Regions from separate parts of the Homo sapiens genome. Here regions 2 and 3 are each linked to region 1. The links are chromatin loops, found by intact Hi-C in ENCODE. Cell type or tissue: dorsolateral prefrontal cortex. All regions are shown on one strand. Each heading gives the region's core, and the rest is flanking DNA. Links, peaks and the distances in the headings are about the cores only.

Region 1 (5,578 bases), core at 2,838-5,337:
GTGGTATATTTATGTAATGGAATATTATACAGCAATAAAAAGAAACAAATCACTAATATACTCAACATAGATAACTGTTAAAAACAACATTTTGTACAAAAGAACCTAGACAAAATGAGTACAAACTATATGATTCCATTTGTATGAAATTCTAAAAAGGCAAAATTAAAATATGATGGTAGACATCAGAACGGTGGTTGCCTCTGTGGGTGAGGAGGTATTGACTACAAATGACAATGAAGGAATTTGAGGGGATGGTAATGAAAAGATTCTATTTCTTGATTTGGATTTTGGTTATATGGGTGTGCACATTCATCAAAATTCTTTGAACTGTACACTTAAGATCTGTGCATTTTACTACTTATAAAATATATCAATAAAGAAAAAAGAAAAATTTAATCAGACGTTTACAACCCAAACACGGCATCTGCAGCTGAATTCAGTGAAATCTGGCACCATCTGGTTTATAACTTAAGGCCTACAAGTTTGAATTAATGTAGGTTAATCTTCCAACCAAAGAGGAAAGTTCAGTATAGGATAGCATTTGCTTGGAGGACCCAGATCTTTCATTCATTCATTCATTTGAGACTGAATCTTGCTCTGTCACCCAGGCTGAAGTGCAGTGGTGTGATCATAGCTCACTGCAGTCTAGAACTCTGGCCTCAAGCAATCCTCCCACCTTGGCCTCCCAAAACACTGGGATTGCAGGTGTGAGCCACTGTCCCCAGCCTATGGGCCCAGATCTTTTTTTAAAAGAGGATTTTCTCAGGACCAGCGAATTCATGTAAGAGAATAAATGCAGAGGACAAGGCTGGAGGAAGGTACAAGTCTGAAATATTTGAAGCTTGTCTGCCTAGTCTCCAGTCTGCCTTCTGATATGCTGTGAGTTGGACCTATTCAGCCCATCCTCCCCACCACCATGAAAGAGATCTTCCTAAGATGCAAATTTGAAATTCATGTGGTCTTTCCAGATTCATCTCCAGCCTTTCTTCTCTCCCCCACCCAGACACACATACACACACATCATTCTCAAGTTCTTGCTGTTCTCACATACACCTCACTCGTTCATGCTTCTTTCTTTGCCTGGAGTCCTTACCCTCTGGTTCACTCTGTCAAACATCTGTCTTTGACACACGCTGTGACCCCCCAGGCAGCTGTCCCACTCCTCCATGCTCTCTTGTTTAGTCCTTATCGCACTGTCTTGTTGTCTCATGACCTGCCTTAGGTCTTTGCCCTTCTTCAACTCTAGTTACAGGGCTGGGAATATCTTACACACATTGGCCATGTTGGCGTCTCCAATTTTCCAGCATAGTGCCCAGTTCACAGTAGGTATTTATGGACTGACGATCTGGACAGGGGGTGATGGGGACACATTTACAGTTGTTCTTCCCAGGAACATTAGTAATTTTTAGGAAGACAGAAGAATAATCTCCAGGTGTGTGCAGTAGGTGCATGTACCTGTTCAAATGTGAGGATAATCTTTGGGCAGGAGACTCTTGGAGACCCTTTGAATTCACACCAGATTGGTAGGAAAGAGGGGTTCAGAATTCAGTTAAAATTAAGTCAGCAAAAACCATGTTGGAAAAGACAGGAAACAGAAGGTAAGGACTGTCTTACCAGTTCAGGGACAACTGACCTCTATAGAGGAGGGAGAGAAGTCAGAGACCGAGCAAGGTGTATTACTCCATTCTCACACTCCTATACATACCTGAGACACGGTAATTTATAAAGAAAAGAGGTTTAATCAGCTCATGGTTTTTCATGCTGTACAGCCTTCTGATTCTGGAGATGCCTCAGGAAATACAATCACAGTGGAAGGTGAAGGTGAAACAAACGCGTCCCACATGGCTGGAGCAGGAGGAAGAGATCGAAGGGGGAAGTGCTACACAGTTTCAAACGAACAGATCTCGTGAGAACTCACTATCACGAGAACAGCAAGGGGGAAATCTGTCCCCTCCACCCAATCACCTCCCACCAGGTCTGTCCCTTAACACTGGGGATTGCAATTCAACATGAGATTTGGGTGGGGACACAGAGCCAAACCATATCACAAGGGTAACTGGTTTTGCTAGCTAAAAGGTAAGATGTCACATCAGTCAGCTCGGGCTGCCATGACAGAATACTATAGACTGGGTGGCTTAAACAGCAGAAATTTACTTTCTCACAGTTCTGAAGGCTGGAAACTTCCAAGATTTGGTCTGGCAGAATCCGCTGTCTTCCTGGCTTGAAGATGCCCACCTTTTTGTTGTGTCCCCGAGGGAAGAGGGGAGAGGGAATGAGCTCCCTGGGGTGTCTTCTTATAAGGGCACCAATCCTGTCAGTTCAGGGCCCTACCCTTATTAATCCTACTTACCTCTGTAAAGGCCCCATCTCCAAATATAGACGCATGGGGGGTTAGGGCTTCGTGCGAATTTGGAGAAAACACAAATATTCAGTCCACAGCAGCTTCATCGTGCAAACTCAGCAGCAGTTTTTGAAAAAGCTTGTGCAGCAAAGAATGTGCTGAAGAGATACATTTTGATGTTTTAAGTCAACATTTTCATTTCTTTCCCCGATACTATATTCTCTCATTTAGATAAACAAAATTTCCTTTTAGGTTTGTATGTTGCTTGTCCAAGCTGGTTTCCTATTGCCTACTAGATAAAATGATGCTATACAAGGCTTTAAAATGCCTACCTCTAGGTAGCCAAAACAAAGACGGCTTCTGGCCGAGTGTGGTGGCTCAGACCTGTAATCCTAGCACTTTGAGAGGCCGAGGTGGGCGGATTGCCTGAGCTCAGGAGTTGGAGACCACCCTGGGGGCAACGTGGTGAAACCGTCTCTACTAAAATACAAAAAAATTAGCCGGGCTTGGTGGTACATGCCTGTAGTCCCAGCTACTCGAAAGGCTGAGGCAGGAGAATTGCTTCAACCCGGGAGGCAGAGGTTGCAGTGAGCCAAGATTGCACCACTGCACTCCAGCCTAGGCCACAGAGTGAGACTCTGTCTCAAAAAAAAAAAAAAAAAAAGATGGCTTCTAAAGAAGAGTGGCAAGTATGGCTAATTTATCTTTTTTTTTTTTTTTTAATAAGACAGGGCCTCATTTTGTTGCCCAGGCTGGAGTACAGTAGTGCGATTACAGCTCACTGCAGCCTCAACCTCCCAGGCTCAAGTGACTCTCTCACCCTAGCCTCCCAAGTAGCTGGGACTACAGGTATGTGTCACCATGCCTGGCTAATTTTTTTTATTTTTTGCAGAGATAGGATCTCACAATGTTGCCCAGGCTGAGCTCAAACTCCTGGGTCTGAGTGATCCTCCCACCTCGGCCTCCCAAATTGTTGGGATTACAAATGGTGTGAGTCACAACACCTGGCCTTACTTCTTTTATTCAAATGCAATTTGAATTGTTTGTTTGTCCCTTTGGGGTGAATTTTATTATGACTCTGCAGTCAAACATAGAAATAAACCTATTTTAAGAAAGTGAACCAGGCCAAGTGCAGTGGCTCACACCTATATCCTAACACTTTTTATAGAGACTCCATCTCTATAAAAATTTTTAAAAAATAACCAGGTGTGGTGGCATATGCCTGGATCCCAGTTACTAGGGGGGCTGAGGTGAGAGGATTGCTTGAGCCCAGAAGGTTGAGGCTGCAGTGAGCTATGATCAGGCCACTGCACTCCAGCCGGGGTGACAGAACAAAAGACCCTGTCTTAAAAAAAAAAAAAAAAAAAAAAAAAAAGCAAGCAAGCAAGCAAGCCAGACATAGTGGCCTGTGCCTGGGAAGCTGAGGAAGGAGGATCCAGCGAGGCCAGGAGTTTGAGGCCACAAAGTGTTATGATCACACCTGTGAATAGCCACTGCACTTCAGCCTGGACAACACAGATGCCATCTATCCAAAAGAAAAAAAAGGTGATGCCTGTTTCTAGTATTTTTATTATTCATGGAACAAAATTATGTTCATCCTTATCCATAAACAAATATTACATGACCCAGGAATTCTATGCAAGTGTACAAGTGATGCTATGACTTACCATATTAAGCAACTGCTCTGTGTTGGGCATCTTGACAGCTGCTGGGCAAGAGGGGAATAAAACTCAGGCCCTGTTCCCAAGAATTTACAGTCTGTTAAGGTGATGGACATCACCTTCCCAGTTCTCCCAGGAGTGGTAAAGGGTTTGTCCAGTCATCTGCTTTGTCTTACCCAGATGGCTGGTGAGAAACGCAGCCGAGGCCAATGAACAGCTTTGCAGAAGATCTATCCTACAAATAGCACAGCACTGAGTATGAAATCTGTGCCAAAAAGAGAAGCAGCCAAGTGGGATGTGATTATTTTAAATAGAAATGAAAGCTCTGTATTCATGCCACTTAAACATTGTTCAGTTCACTCTGTGATGCCTTTGGATATTGGAGTAACAACCATAGAAGATTCATCAAACAAATTATAGAAGGAGCAGCCAGGTACCACAGAGTGCTCTTATAAAACAAGAAACTCCCAATCCAACCCCATCCACAAAATGCTTATTAGTCTTTTCTAATTCTCATTTATATTTTTTTAAAAAGATGTTTCTCCTAAAGATGTATAAAAACCTGCAATTTTACTTATGAGGTATTTGCAGGCCTTGCTTGCTTTGCAGTATTATGACATCATAGCATCCTGAACAAAATAACATATTAGAACTCACAGAAAGACTTCGTATCTCTGCAGGAAAAGTGTAATTATAAAAGCTTCTAGGCACACAGATAAAATTTTAACGCTAGATGGGGTCTCACTATGTTGTCCAGTCAGGTCTCCAACTCCTGGCCTCAAGCAATTCTTCTACCTCAGCCTCCCGAAGTGCTGAGATTACAGGCATGAGCCACTGTGTCCAGCCACTAAGCCTTATTATAAGATTTTTTTTATATTTAAAAAATCCACACAGAAGCAAAGTCAATTAAATTTTATTTCAACCAAGAATATAAAATAAATGCAATGTAATTTATTTTAGTTTTAACAGTCATTTCAAGAAGGAAGTCAGGTCAACTCAAAAGCAGGAAACCCTCGCTCCAAAGCAGTAGCTCGTCCTGCACTCCATGGAGCAGGCCTCGCTGGGGTGCAGCGGCTCTGAGCACAAACCTCGCAGTGGAGCACGAAAAGCTACAGTCATCTCTATAACCATATAAAGGGGGATGCGTGCAGAAAATGACTGAAAAAAGAGACAAGAACAGGTACACTTCACAAATAGGAATTATAGGAATATACAAACTAGGCAGTTTAGAAAGGATATACTACATAACATATATAAAAAGTACTTTAAATTGTTGTTAAAAAGGACACCTTCAGTCCAGATTTTGTGTAATACTTTTAGTGTCTACACAGACAAATCTTTAAAAAAATTAAATAGTATTAATTTACTAAATATTTAGGAGATAACAGTGCATTAAGGGTTTTTTTTTTTATATAATACATACATATCACCCCTTTGCAGTGATAGCATAGAAGAGTAAGTATGGCCTTAGGTACAACACGTTTTTTAAAAACCCTAAAACAATGAACTTTGTTATATTTGTGACTATTTTTGAGGATTATGGGGACCTAAACTGCTATGTTTTATACAAAAT
Region 2 (5,578 bases), core at 1,556-4,055, 54 kb before region 1:
GTGAAAGACAAAAAAAAAAAAACACCCAAAAACCTAGAATTCTAGGTTGACAATATTTTTCTCTGATTACTTTAAAGATTATTGTTCCTCTGTCTTCTCACTTGCTTGCTTCTGACATGAACTCTGCTGCCATTCTTATCTTTGTTCTCCTGTTTCTAACATAATTTTTTTCCTGTTGTTAATTTTAAGATTTTCTCTTTATCACTGGTATTGAGCAATTTGATTATGATGTGTCTTGTTATAATTTCCTTCATGTTTCTCTTGCTTGAATTTTATCTTGCTGAGTGCTGGATATTCTTTTTCTTTTTATTTTTTTGAGACGGAGTCTCACTTTGTCTCCCAGGCTGGAGTTCAGTGGCGTAATCTCAGCTCAGTATAACCTCTTCCTCCCAGGTTCAAACGATTCTCCTGCCTCAGCCTCCTGAGTAACTGGGACTACAGCACCTCCCCCACCACACCTGGCTAATTTTTGTATTTTTAGAAGACACAGAGTTTCACCATGTTTGAGGCCAGTCTGGTCTCAAAATCCTAACCTCAAGTGATCCACCTTCCTCGGTCTCCCAAAGTGCTGGGATTATAGGTGTGAGCCACCATGCCTGGCCTGGATATTCTTTAAAAAACAAACAAACACACAAAAAAACTTTTGAGTGTTGTTCTAGAACACAGTTAATTTACTTGAAAACAGTTCGATCCTTTCATGACTTGTTTTTTGTTTGTTTGTTTGTTTTGTTTTTTAGATGGAGTTTCCCTCTTGTTGCCCAGGCTGGACAGCGATGCGCGATCTCCATTCACTGCAACCTCTGCCTCCTAGGTTCAAGCGATTCTCCTGCCGCAGCCTCGCGAGTAGCTGGGATTACTGGCCTGTGCCACCACGCCCGACTAATTTTGTGTTTTTAGTAGAGACAGGGTTTCTCCATGTTGGTCAGGCTTGTCTCAAACTCCCGACCTCAGATGATCTACCCACCTCGGCCTCCCAAAGTGCTGGGATTACAGGGTTGACACACCGTGCCCGGCCTTTTTTTTTAAAAAAAAAAAAAAAAAAAAAAGATACAGAATCTCACTATGTTGCCCAGGCTGGTCTTGAACTCCTGGCTTGAACAGTCGTCATGCTGCCTCAGCCCTCACCCTCCTGGATAGCTGGGACTGCAGGCACGCACCACCGTGCCAGCCAAGACTTGCTTTTAAGCCTTGTCAGGAGGGACCACAGGAGACTTTAGAGTAAGCTGAATTGGGCTGCATTACTGAGACAATACTCAGAGTGTTCTACTCAGTGCCCGATGAATTAGAAGGTTTTCAACTGTGGTTGGTGGCCACAGGGGCTATTCTCTGGCTGGTGGGAGCTCTAGGAATGGTTCCCTCTAATCTTTTTGGGTGATTCTTTTTCTGGCCTCATTTCTTTTCCTCACATGCATGTGCTGATCAATACTTTGCTGAAGACCCAAAGATGACACTCTGCAGAGCCCAGAGTTCTCTCCGTGTGCAGCTTTCTTCTCTCCAGTATTCTCTCCTGTGAGTTCTAGGTGCACAAGTGTCCCTGGGACCCCAGCCCCATCCTTCTACACAGGGATATGGCTGTGCTCCACCTGTATTCCATGTCCCTGTTCCATGGCCTGGAAAGTCTCTCCAGGCAGCAAGCTGGGGCAATCACAGGACTCACCTCACTTGTTTCCTGTGCCACCTGTGCTCCAATGTCTGAAAATCGTTGGTTCGAACATTTGGTCTGTTTTTTTACTTGTTTCAGAACCTTAGTTTTAGTGTGCATTTCCTGGAATTCCTGGAATTGTGGATGTTAGCTCTGAGCTTGGCTTTAAAAATCATCTAATTGTATACCTTCCATTTGCCAGTGAAGAAACTGAGATAGGAGAAGGGATGGTGCCTGAGTCTGCGGCAGACCCTGAACTGGGCCACATCTCCCAACTTGAGATTGAAGTCGCTTTGAAAGCAGTGAGTGCCTGGGAGAAAAGAAGGAGCTTGGGGAACTTCAAGTCAAGACTCTTTTGGGTCAGAGATTAAGGAGGCTCTGTTGCTGCCTGTGTCTCACTGTCTTCTTCATTCCAACATCTGCCATGTTTTGTGCAATAATGTTGGCCTCTTGCCTCAATTTCTGCATTGATAATGTAGAGGCTTCCATTCCCTCTGATGCCTTCTACTAAGTCAGTCCCACAATAATTGAAGGATATCATGGAATCTCAGCACCAAGAAGAGGTAGATAGCAGAGCTAGGGTTTGAGCTGAAGCCTCAAGGACCTCCCAAGGGAGCCTGAAGATCATCAGAACCAAGCTATCATTTTATAGAAAAGGAAACTAAAACCTGGGCAGGTTCACTGGTACACTCAGGCAGGCTAAGATCTGGGTGATGCACCTAGACACTCATCTCTGAAAGATACTGGGCTTAAGTCTTACCCAGTCAGCTCTTAAGGGTTTGTATTTTTAATGTATGTTCAGCTCACTGCATCCTTTGCCCGCAAGAACCACTCCAAACCCAATGGAACTCGATATCAGCTTTTCCATGTGTTTTTTGTCCATGTTATCTGAACACTTTTAACAGTTGCTTTGCTTGTTCACCCACACAGTGGGTGAGACTTCCCAACAGGAGCCTGGGGTCACTATGAGGGGAAGTTTTTAGAGAGGAGGGCCAAATGTCAGAGAAGGAGGAAGAAGAAGGAAGGAAGCAATGAAAGCAATAAACCTATTTCTCAGGTCATTTTAAAAACTTCTACTCTGGGACATTGAGCAGATAGTATCTATTTTTCTTTGCTTTGGGTATTTTTAAAGACACTGCCCCTCCCCATTTACTTTAATACAATACTAAGCACACATTTCTCAGCACGTAACAAGTCAGGATGTTCCAGGTTTTGATGCACGGGTCAAACTTTGCTTTGCCTTGTTGACCAGCCTTGTTGACAATAGGGCCTTTCATTGCAGGAGCACATGAATCCGGGCAACGTGACTTAAGAGCTGGCTGATGTTCCAGGACAGCACAAAAGAACGGAACTTGTTTTCATGCTATGAGTGCGCAAACCAATGGGCAGTTTTTGGGGTTACTCGTGATTGCTCCTCGGTCCAGAGTTCAGGCAGCAATCTGAGCCACTCAACTGCTCTTCTTTACCCCTCTACCTCTGCAGTTCATTGGGGGACAGAGCTGGGCCAGGATCCTGGGACAGAAGGAGGAGGCGGGCCCAGGAAAGTCCACTTGGGGTAACACACAATTTGTACATAAAAAAGAAATGTTCACCTCTTTGTATGTACCGTAGTAATTATTTCACCTTCTTTTATGAACTTGCACATTTTCAGAGAGAGTTAAATTAAGCAGAGTCTGAAAGTGGAGAATTCTCACATAGATAAAAGAATGGGGACCTGAAATTGGGTCATCAGGAAGTGTCTTGTGGCAAAATACACTTAGTATCGAACTGAAGGAAGAAATATTTCAAACATTTTCTTTAAGGAAAACTTAATGGATGTGACTTAATATTGTCTAGACTGACCTAGCAGCACAAGGTGGTGCGTTCAAGGACTTTTCATCTCAATCCACAGGAAAAGGGTTCGATTTAGATGAGAAAGAGGGAGCGGGGCACAGCTAGACTGGAGAGGCATCCTGTCCACGGATTAGTCTTCACTCTTCATGTGGGCAGTAGAATGGTAAACGGGACCTTCTTAAAACAGCAGCTCCCAAACACTGGGAGGTTGATGTGCTTCCTAAACCCTCACTGATTCATGATGTTCGGCACAGTGTGGGGCCTCCCGAAAACGGTGCTGATCATATGGAGTTTGTGGAACATCTCCTATGTGTACTACCGGGACTCTACTATCCTCCGTGATCACAATTTCACTGGGGGCCAGTCGCCTAGAAGATCTCACGGGGTGTCCAATCTTTTGGCTTCCCTGGGCCACATTGGAAGAAGACGAATTGTCTTGCACCACATATAAAATACACTAACACTAACGATAGCTGATGAGCTAAAAAAGAAAATTGCAAAAATATCTCAATGCTTTAAGAAAGTTTACAAATTTGTGTTGGGCTGCATTCAAAGCCATCTTAGGCCACATGTGGCCCGTGGGCCATGGGTTGGACAAGCTTGAAGATAGCCATGAGACTACTGATGACAAGAATAAAGGTGGTTTATTGAATCCGTACTGTGTACTAGACTCTTCACATGCAGAGCCTCATTTAATGCTCGTAACAATCTCTTGAGGCTGAGACAAGCATATCCCCCATCTTACAGAGGAAGAAGCCCACTCAGAGAAGCTAAGGAACTAACCCAAGATCACACAACTAGAGTAGGGATTCAAACCCAGACAATGTGGAACCACAGACCACAACTTACCCACCAGCTGTTGTAAGTACACAGGGAAACCAGAGCAGGAGGGCAGAAAAAAGGAGGAGATATATGGGGGTTATAAGCAAGGTGTGGGTTATATGGAAGGTCAGTTGACATCTTCTATGAATCCCCTGAAACCAGGATGAAGAATTTCAGACCAAAAGACTATAGAGAGAGAAAAAAACTCCTGCTCCAAATGAGAGAAGAGAAAGAGTGTTGACGGTAAAATATCAGTGAGACGCTGTGATTTGTGCCTTTTGTCTTTTTCTATCTGGCTCCCCTAGCAACAGTTAAGTAGTAATGAATGTAAATGCTCAGTAACACGCCGGCGAGACTGTTCCACCAGGCGCAGCATCCCTGGTAAACAGAAATGCATGCTAATTTCTGCTCCGTGAAGCATAGGAAACATCACTAGGGGCTGCCCAGTGGAAAGGAACAAAAAGCAGATGGAAAAAATGTTTAAATCTCAAGTTTATGTGAGAACAGAAAAGAAGGAACATGTTGTAAATTATTTTTTGAAATATTAAGCTACTAACAAAATCCTAACACCAAGACAGACAACAGGGGTGGTAAAAGGGGAAGGAGAGACGGAGTCACAATGGAGACGGTTTTGCTACAGCACATCATTAACCGCCACGTTTTTCTGCAGTATCTGAAAATATCAGTCTTGGAAATACCTATGCATTATTTTTTCAGAGGTGTGTGTCTATGGCCTCGGGGCTGGAGCTGGAAAACAAGCTATTGCCATGAGCTCATGCTGGAGTCTGTGTAAATTGTTTCCTCTCCTTATGTATAATGTTTCTAATTAGGACTGTTACAGAGGATGAGCTCTGTGGGCTGTTGAATTGACTCTTTGTGCTCACTGCAAATCTAGGGCTTTATGCCTGCCCATGCTTGGGCCGACCTGCTTCTTAGAGGCATCGCTAAATGGGGAAGGTGACCCTGTCCTGCTTCCTGATGTCTGATATCAGGGCTGTTGGGGAAACACCCAAGAGATCTGCTGTCACCCCTGGAGTGAATAGATACATGACTCTGGTTTCTAGATGCATAACTCTTGTTTCTAGTTGGCCCTTTTATCCAATTATACCTTTAATAAACAAAAGTCCATTTTGAGGTCCTTTCTCTAAGAGACAACTATTTACCTAAAAGTTGTAGGGTGAGCAGTAGACACTAGTTCCTCCCTCTGCATCAAGAATTTAAGAAATGGGCTGGGCACAGTGGCTCACACCTGTAATCCCAGCACTTTGGGAGGCCAAGGTG
Region 3 (5,578 bases), core at 1,556-4,055, 67 kb before region 1:
CCATACATATGTTCATTCCAGGCTCAGAGCCCTGGATTTTCCTATCAGAAAGCCAAGCTCATGCAGAAAGCCTGAGCTAGTGATCAGACAGCCCAGCAAGCTGGTTCTTAACTTTCCTTGTGTGCAATATCTTATGAAAGCTCGCTGGCTTTCCATATGAGTCATTAGTATCATGTGCCAGGCCCTAAAATATATATACTTTACATATAATATATATGTTTATATATATTCTTTTTTAAAAATATCAACTGTTATTTTAGATACAGGGGGTACACATGCCAGTTTGTTACATGGGCACATTGCACCTAGTTTGTGAGCATAGTGCCTAATAGGTAGTTTTTCAACCCACATCCTGCTTCTTCCCTCCTCCCTCTAGTAGTCCACAGTGTCTGTTGTCCGCATGTTTATGACCATGTGTGCTCAATGTTTAGCTCCCACTTATAAGTGAGGACACGGGTATTTGTTTTTCTGTTCCAGCATTAATTCATTTAGGATTATGGCCTCCAGCTCCATCCACATTGCTGCAAAGGACATGTTTCATTCTTTTTTATGGCAGTATAGTATTCCACGGTGTATATGCACCACACTTTCTTTATCCAGTCCACTGCTGATGGGCACCTACATTGTTTCCATGTCTTTGCTACTGTGAAGAGTGCTGTGATGAACATACAGGTGCATGTGTCTTTTTGGTATAATGATCTGTTTTCCTTTGGGTAGATACCCAATAATGGGATCGCTGGGTCAAATGGTAGCTCTGTTTTAAGTTCTTTGAGAAATCTCCAAACTGCTTTCCACAGTGGCTGAACTAGTTTACATTCTCATCAACACTGTATAAGCACTCTCTTTTCTCCACAGCCTCACCAGCATCTGTTGTTTTTTACTGTTTCATAGAAGCCATTCTGACTGGTGTGAGATGGTATTTCACTGTGGTTTTGATTTGCATTTCTCTGATGATCAGTGATGATGAACTTTTTTCATATATTTGTTGGCTGCTTGTATGTCTTCTTTTGAGAAGTATCTGTTCATGTCCTTTGCCCATTTTTAATGGAGTTATTTGGTTTTTGCTTGTTGATTTAAGTTCTTTATAGATTCTGGATATTAGACCTTTGTCACATGCATAGTTTGAGAATATTTTGCAACCCATTCTGTAGGCTGTCTGTTTTACTCTGTTGATGGTTTCTTTTGCTGTGCAGAAGCTCTTTCATTTCATTAGGTCCCACTTGCCAATTTTTGTTTTTTGTTGCAATTGCTTTTAAGGGCTTAGCCAAAAATTATTTGTCAAGGTCAATGTTGAGAAGGGTATTTCCTAGGTTTTCTTCTAGGATTTTTATAACTTGAGGTCTTATATTTAAATCTTTAATCCATCTTGAGAAAACTTTTGTATACGGTGAAAGGTAAGGGTCTAGTTTTATTCTTCTGCATATGGCTAGCCAGCTATCCCAGCATCATTTATTGAATAGAAAGTCCTTTTTTTTTTTTTTTGGTCAGCCTTGTTGATCAGATGGTTGTAGGCACACAGCTTTGTTTCTGAGCTTTCTATTCTGTTCCATTGGTCTATGTGTCTGTTTTTGTGCTGGTATCATGCTGTTTTGGTTACTGTAGCCTTATAGTATAGTTTGAACTCAGGTAGAGTGATGCCTCTGGCTTTGTTCTTTTTACTTAGGATTGCTTTGGCTATTTGGTTCCATATGAATTTTAGAATAGTTTTTTCTAATTCTGTGAAGAATAACATGGTAATACGATAGGAATAGCTTTGAATCTGTAAATTGCTTTGGGCAGTAGGGGTATTTTAATGATACTGATTCTTCCAACCCATTTGCATGGAATGTTTTTCCATTTATTGGTGTCATCTCTGAGTTCTTTCAGCAGTGTTTTGTAGTTCTCCTTGTAGAGATCTTTACCTCCTTGGTTAGCTGTATTCCTAGGTATTTCATTTTGTTCATGGCTATTGTAAATAGGACTGTGTTTTTTATTTGACTCTCAGTCTAGATATTTTTAGTGTATAGAAATACTACTGATTTTTGTACATTAATTTTGTATCCTGAAATCATACTAGAATCATTGATCAGTTCTAGTAGCCTCTTGGCAGAGTCTTCAGGGTTTTCTAAGTATAGAATCATACAGTCAGTGAAGAGAGGTAGTTTGACTTGCTTTCCTATTTGGATGACTTTTATTTCTTTCTCTTGCCTTATTGCACTGGCTAGGTCTTTCTATATATATATTCTTATCTTCCCCAAGGCAGACTGAACCAAATGGGTCTTTCCATTCTTGTGATTTCAAACATGCTATATAACAGTACAAATATGCCTTTCAGGTATTAATATACTATGTTAAGGAAAATAATGAATAAAGAACACTGTAAAAATATTTAGTGTCTGCATAAATGCACATGTCATGGTTTTAAAGTTTCTGTCCCATACTCTTTGACAATGGAGTGATCAAGCACGTGGGCCCTCAGCTACTTACTGTGTGACCTTGGGCAAACTATGTACCCTTCTGTTCCTCAATTTCCTCGTCTGTAAAGTGGATATAATAATAACATTTACTTCACAGGATTGTTGGGAGGTTTAAATGAAGTAATATATGTAAAGCTGTTAGGACAGGGCCTAGAGAGAGTAAGCACTCCACATGTTAGGTATTTGTATTAATATTTGAGAATGTCAATACGCAGACCCTTCTGTGCCCAGACCCCTCTCGAGTCCCCTACAATCTCTGCCAGTCTCCTTCCTTAGAATGTTCACCTTCCTCACAAACTGTGTGGCTTCTAAACATTGTGTGCCTCCTAAGGGGCACCTGGGCATGGTGCCACCACCAAGCCATGCTGATAGCCCATCACTGGCCACGCAGGACACAGGCCCACTCTTCTATCATCAATGCTGAACAGAAAGGCTGAAAGCCAAAACAAGTAAACTGGCCTCCACACAACCGATCCAAACAGCCTGGGGCCTGGCAGTGCCAGGGGAAGAGCTTGAAAGGAAAAACAACCAAAAACAACACACAAGCTTATCTTTGTCATGGCTGACCCAGCTCACAGCCAGGCACGGAAACAGAGTGGCTTTATAAGAAAATGCCTTTCTTTCCACGCAGTAATTGAATCCAGTTGTGGCTTGAGGTTATACATTAGTGGGGTTTTAAAAAGGTTTGTCTCTTAGACAATTCTGCTCCAGCTGAGCAATCTTATATTTCTGTTAAATTCCTGTGAAGCAGCGTGCTAAATCATCCATCATATCATATAATCCTTTGGGATCTGACTCTCACACTCACCCAACAGATAAGCCAGGAATCCTTTAGGCTCTTTAAAAGCTAAACCTCTTGAGTGGAGTCCAGGACAACCCCTCTGGATACAGAATTCTGCTTTGCAGTAAATAGCATTTGGGGCAGTTCTAGGGCCGCTGAATTTTCAGAAGGCTTCAGGTTGACTTTAGCACCATTCCTCTTCAAGAGGGCTCTCTCTCCTTGTCCAATCAATACTCTTCTGGCGACCCCCTAAGGGGGAAGAGCTCAGCGGTGGCTAGGACAGGATGTTTCAGAGTCAGATTGGGTTGCATCTTGTCCCATGGCTATCACTGCCGGCTGACAGCACACTTCACTGCTAATGAAATGAAACAGTCCCTCTTCTAGCAACTGCCACCCACATCAGGACAGCAAGTCTTACACCACCAGTTGGAGTCCTGCCCTGGAGCCCTCAGGGGCACAGATTCAAAGGCCGTCGCCAGAAGCTCTTCACTAAAGCAGGCTTTTTACGAAGTTTTAATGACTTTGGTCATCCTGCAATGATAAAAAGATCCACATGGGCACTAGAGTGGGATATGGGTTGAATTAAGAAGAGTGAAGTGTCTTTTGTAGACATGAGTACGCACTCTGTGCACTGGACTCTGGTTGTGTGAAAGCTACAAAGAGTGTGCAGTCTCTCCTGTCCTCGGCACCTTATGTGCCTCTGTCCTCCAGCTTCTCCCTGGTTTCAAAACACTTTCACTCAGGGTGCTGGGCGGAAAGGAAATGGCACATATAGACACTTGGGAGAGTTTAGTAAAGACGCTATTTGCAAAGGTGTGAGCAGGGTATGGGGTTGGGGGCTGGGGGGAGGGCTCCACCCCTGGCCTGAGGGTGAAGGGAACAGGCACTAGATCCAGAGACAGCAGAGTGGGAACTAACAGGAATCGTGACACAGCCGACAGGGTGACCCCACAGCGAGGTGCAGGGGAATCCAGCCCCTGCAGCTTCAACCTCTGCTCTCCTGGGGGGGGCTCCCTAGCCACAGCCCACCAGAAGCCAGAGGGCAATGGGGCCTGTGGATGGCGCCATACGAGTCAGCCTCTGCCCTGCTCATGCCAGCTCTCCCCTGGCACTGCCAGGCCCCAAGCTGTCTGGTTTGGTTATAGGGGAACCAGTTTGCTTGTTTTGGCTTTGGGCCATTTTGCCCAGGGCATGAGCAGAGCAGAGGCTGGATCTGGAAGAGCCAGTGGGAGGCACGCAGCATACACACCACACCTGGAGACGTCTAGAACTCAGGGACTAGGTTTTACTCATCTTTATATTCTAGAGCCTGGTGCATAATGGCACATGATGTATTTTTTTCAGAACAAATGTTAGAAAGAAAGAATGAATGAAAGCGTACATACATACGTGGACATGTAGCAGCACCAGGTGGCAGGTGAGGAAGTTCCAGAGGCGATACTATTGCACAGGAAGGAAACTGTCACGGGAGAGAGAACTCTGTGGCCTGGAGCAAGTGGAAGTGGCTCTATGGGGGAAGAAGGAAAGTTCGTTCTTAAAGGAGTGTGTGGTAGGTCAGCAGAGAGGGCATTCCAGGTGGAGGAAGCAGGAGCATGGAGGCAGGAGTGGGTGCCGTGTGTCCAGGAAACAACAGTGCAGTGTGGTCAGAGTGGGAGGTTCATGCAGAGACCAGGAGGTATTAGGGGGAGCAGAATACAGAAGGGTCTGGGTGGTGGCCAAGGAGTCCAGGATGTCCCCTGAATATGGTGGGCAAGCACTGGGACCCAGGCAACGGAGCAGCTGAGGGCAGGCCAGGAGGTACAAAGACCAGAGGTTCCAGATAAGGACTCTTGGGCAAGCCAGCTCGAGAAAGAAGGGCAGAGGTGCATGAAGTGAGAAAGAAGCAAAGGACTCAGTGCCTCGCTGGCCCGGGGAAGATGGAAGAGAAAGGCAGGCACCAGGACCAGTGAGGCTGGGTCTGGGTGGCTGGGAAGTGACAGTGTTGGCAGCGCAGAACCCTGCTGCAGTCTCTCCCAGGGCCACCCTGCCCAGCAGTCTCCCCTAGGGCTGCCAGACAACAGCACACAAGAGGACTGGAGCGGCTCCTGGAGGTTCTTACACCTTGAAAGTCCCCAAGGAAAAATGTTTCCCAGGCACAGGAGGGAGGGCAGCTATGTCAGCTCTCCCTAGACCAAGATCCCTCACCTCCTTTGGTCCTCAAAAATAGAACCTCAGGTCTGGCTTGGAGGAGGATCTCAGCCAGAGCAACACCTATCTCCACCCAGGCAGAGTCAGGGGGAAGACAGGGATCGCCATTCCTCAGGTGCCTGGCCCTGAGGTCCCCTGTGCAGTCCAGTCTCCC

The links. Peaks named below come from ENCODE experiments on the same cell type or tissue, not always from the same donor. Only the 100,000 strongest peaks of a DNase experiment are listed, where the experiment ranks them.
Region 2: a loop joins it to region 1, with 4 times the contacts of the local background. A loop is called at or near these places in 5 of 110 quality-filtered maps.
Region 3: it touches region 1 in a loop (4-fold over the local background); 7 of 110 quality-filtered maps call a loop at or near these places.

Annotation. Positions count from the first base shown.
Region 1 is chr6:110,605,076-110,610,653 of GRCh38, forward strand. It overlaps CDK19 (cyclin dependent kinase 19), which reads right to left. Exons shown (of 13, transcript NM_015076.5): 13 at 4,903-5,578. Among named protein-coding and RNA genes, the nearest start is that of SLC22A16, 130 kb to the left of the region's middle. In dorsolateral prefrontal cortex, for the core only: no CTCF peak of the experiment used is centred there; a DNase peak (open chromatin) is centred at 4,196; H3K27ac peaks cover 2,500 bases.
Region 2 is chr6:110,552,264-110,557,841 of GRCh38, forward strand. It overlaps LOC105377939 (a long non-coding RNA gene), which reads left to right. Exons shown (of 3, transcript XR_942862.3): 3 at 2,925-3,246. Among named protein-coding and RNA genes, the nearest start is that of SLC22A16, 78 kb to the left of the region's middle. In dorsolateral prefrontal cortex, for the core only: no CTCF peak of the experiment used is centred there; a DNase peak (open chromatin) is centred at 2,958; H3K27ac peaks cover 2,500 bases.
Region 3 is chr6:110,538,924-110,544,501 of GRCh38, forward strand. LOC105377940 (a long non-coding RNA gene) reads right to left here. Exons shown (of 7, transcript XR_007059703.1): 4 at 4,627-4,744; 5 at 3,265-3,768. Among named protein-coding and RNA genes, the nearest start is that of SLC22A16, 65 kb to the left of the region's middle. In dorsolateral prefrontal cortex, for the core only: no CTCF peak of the experiment used is centred there; DNase peaks (open chromatin) are centred at 2,908 and 3,648; H3K4me3 peaks cover 1,424 bases; H3K27ac peaks cover 2,500 bases.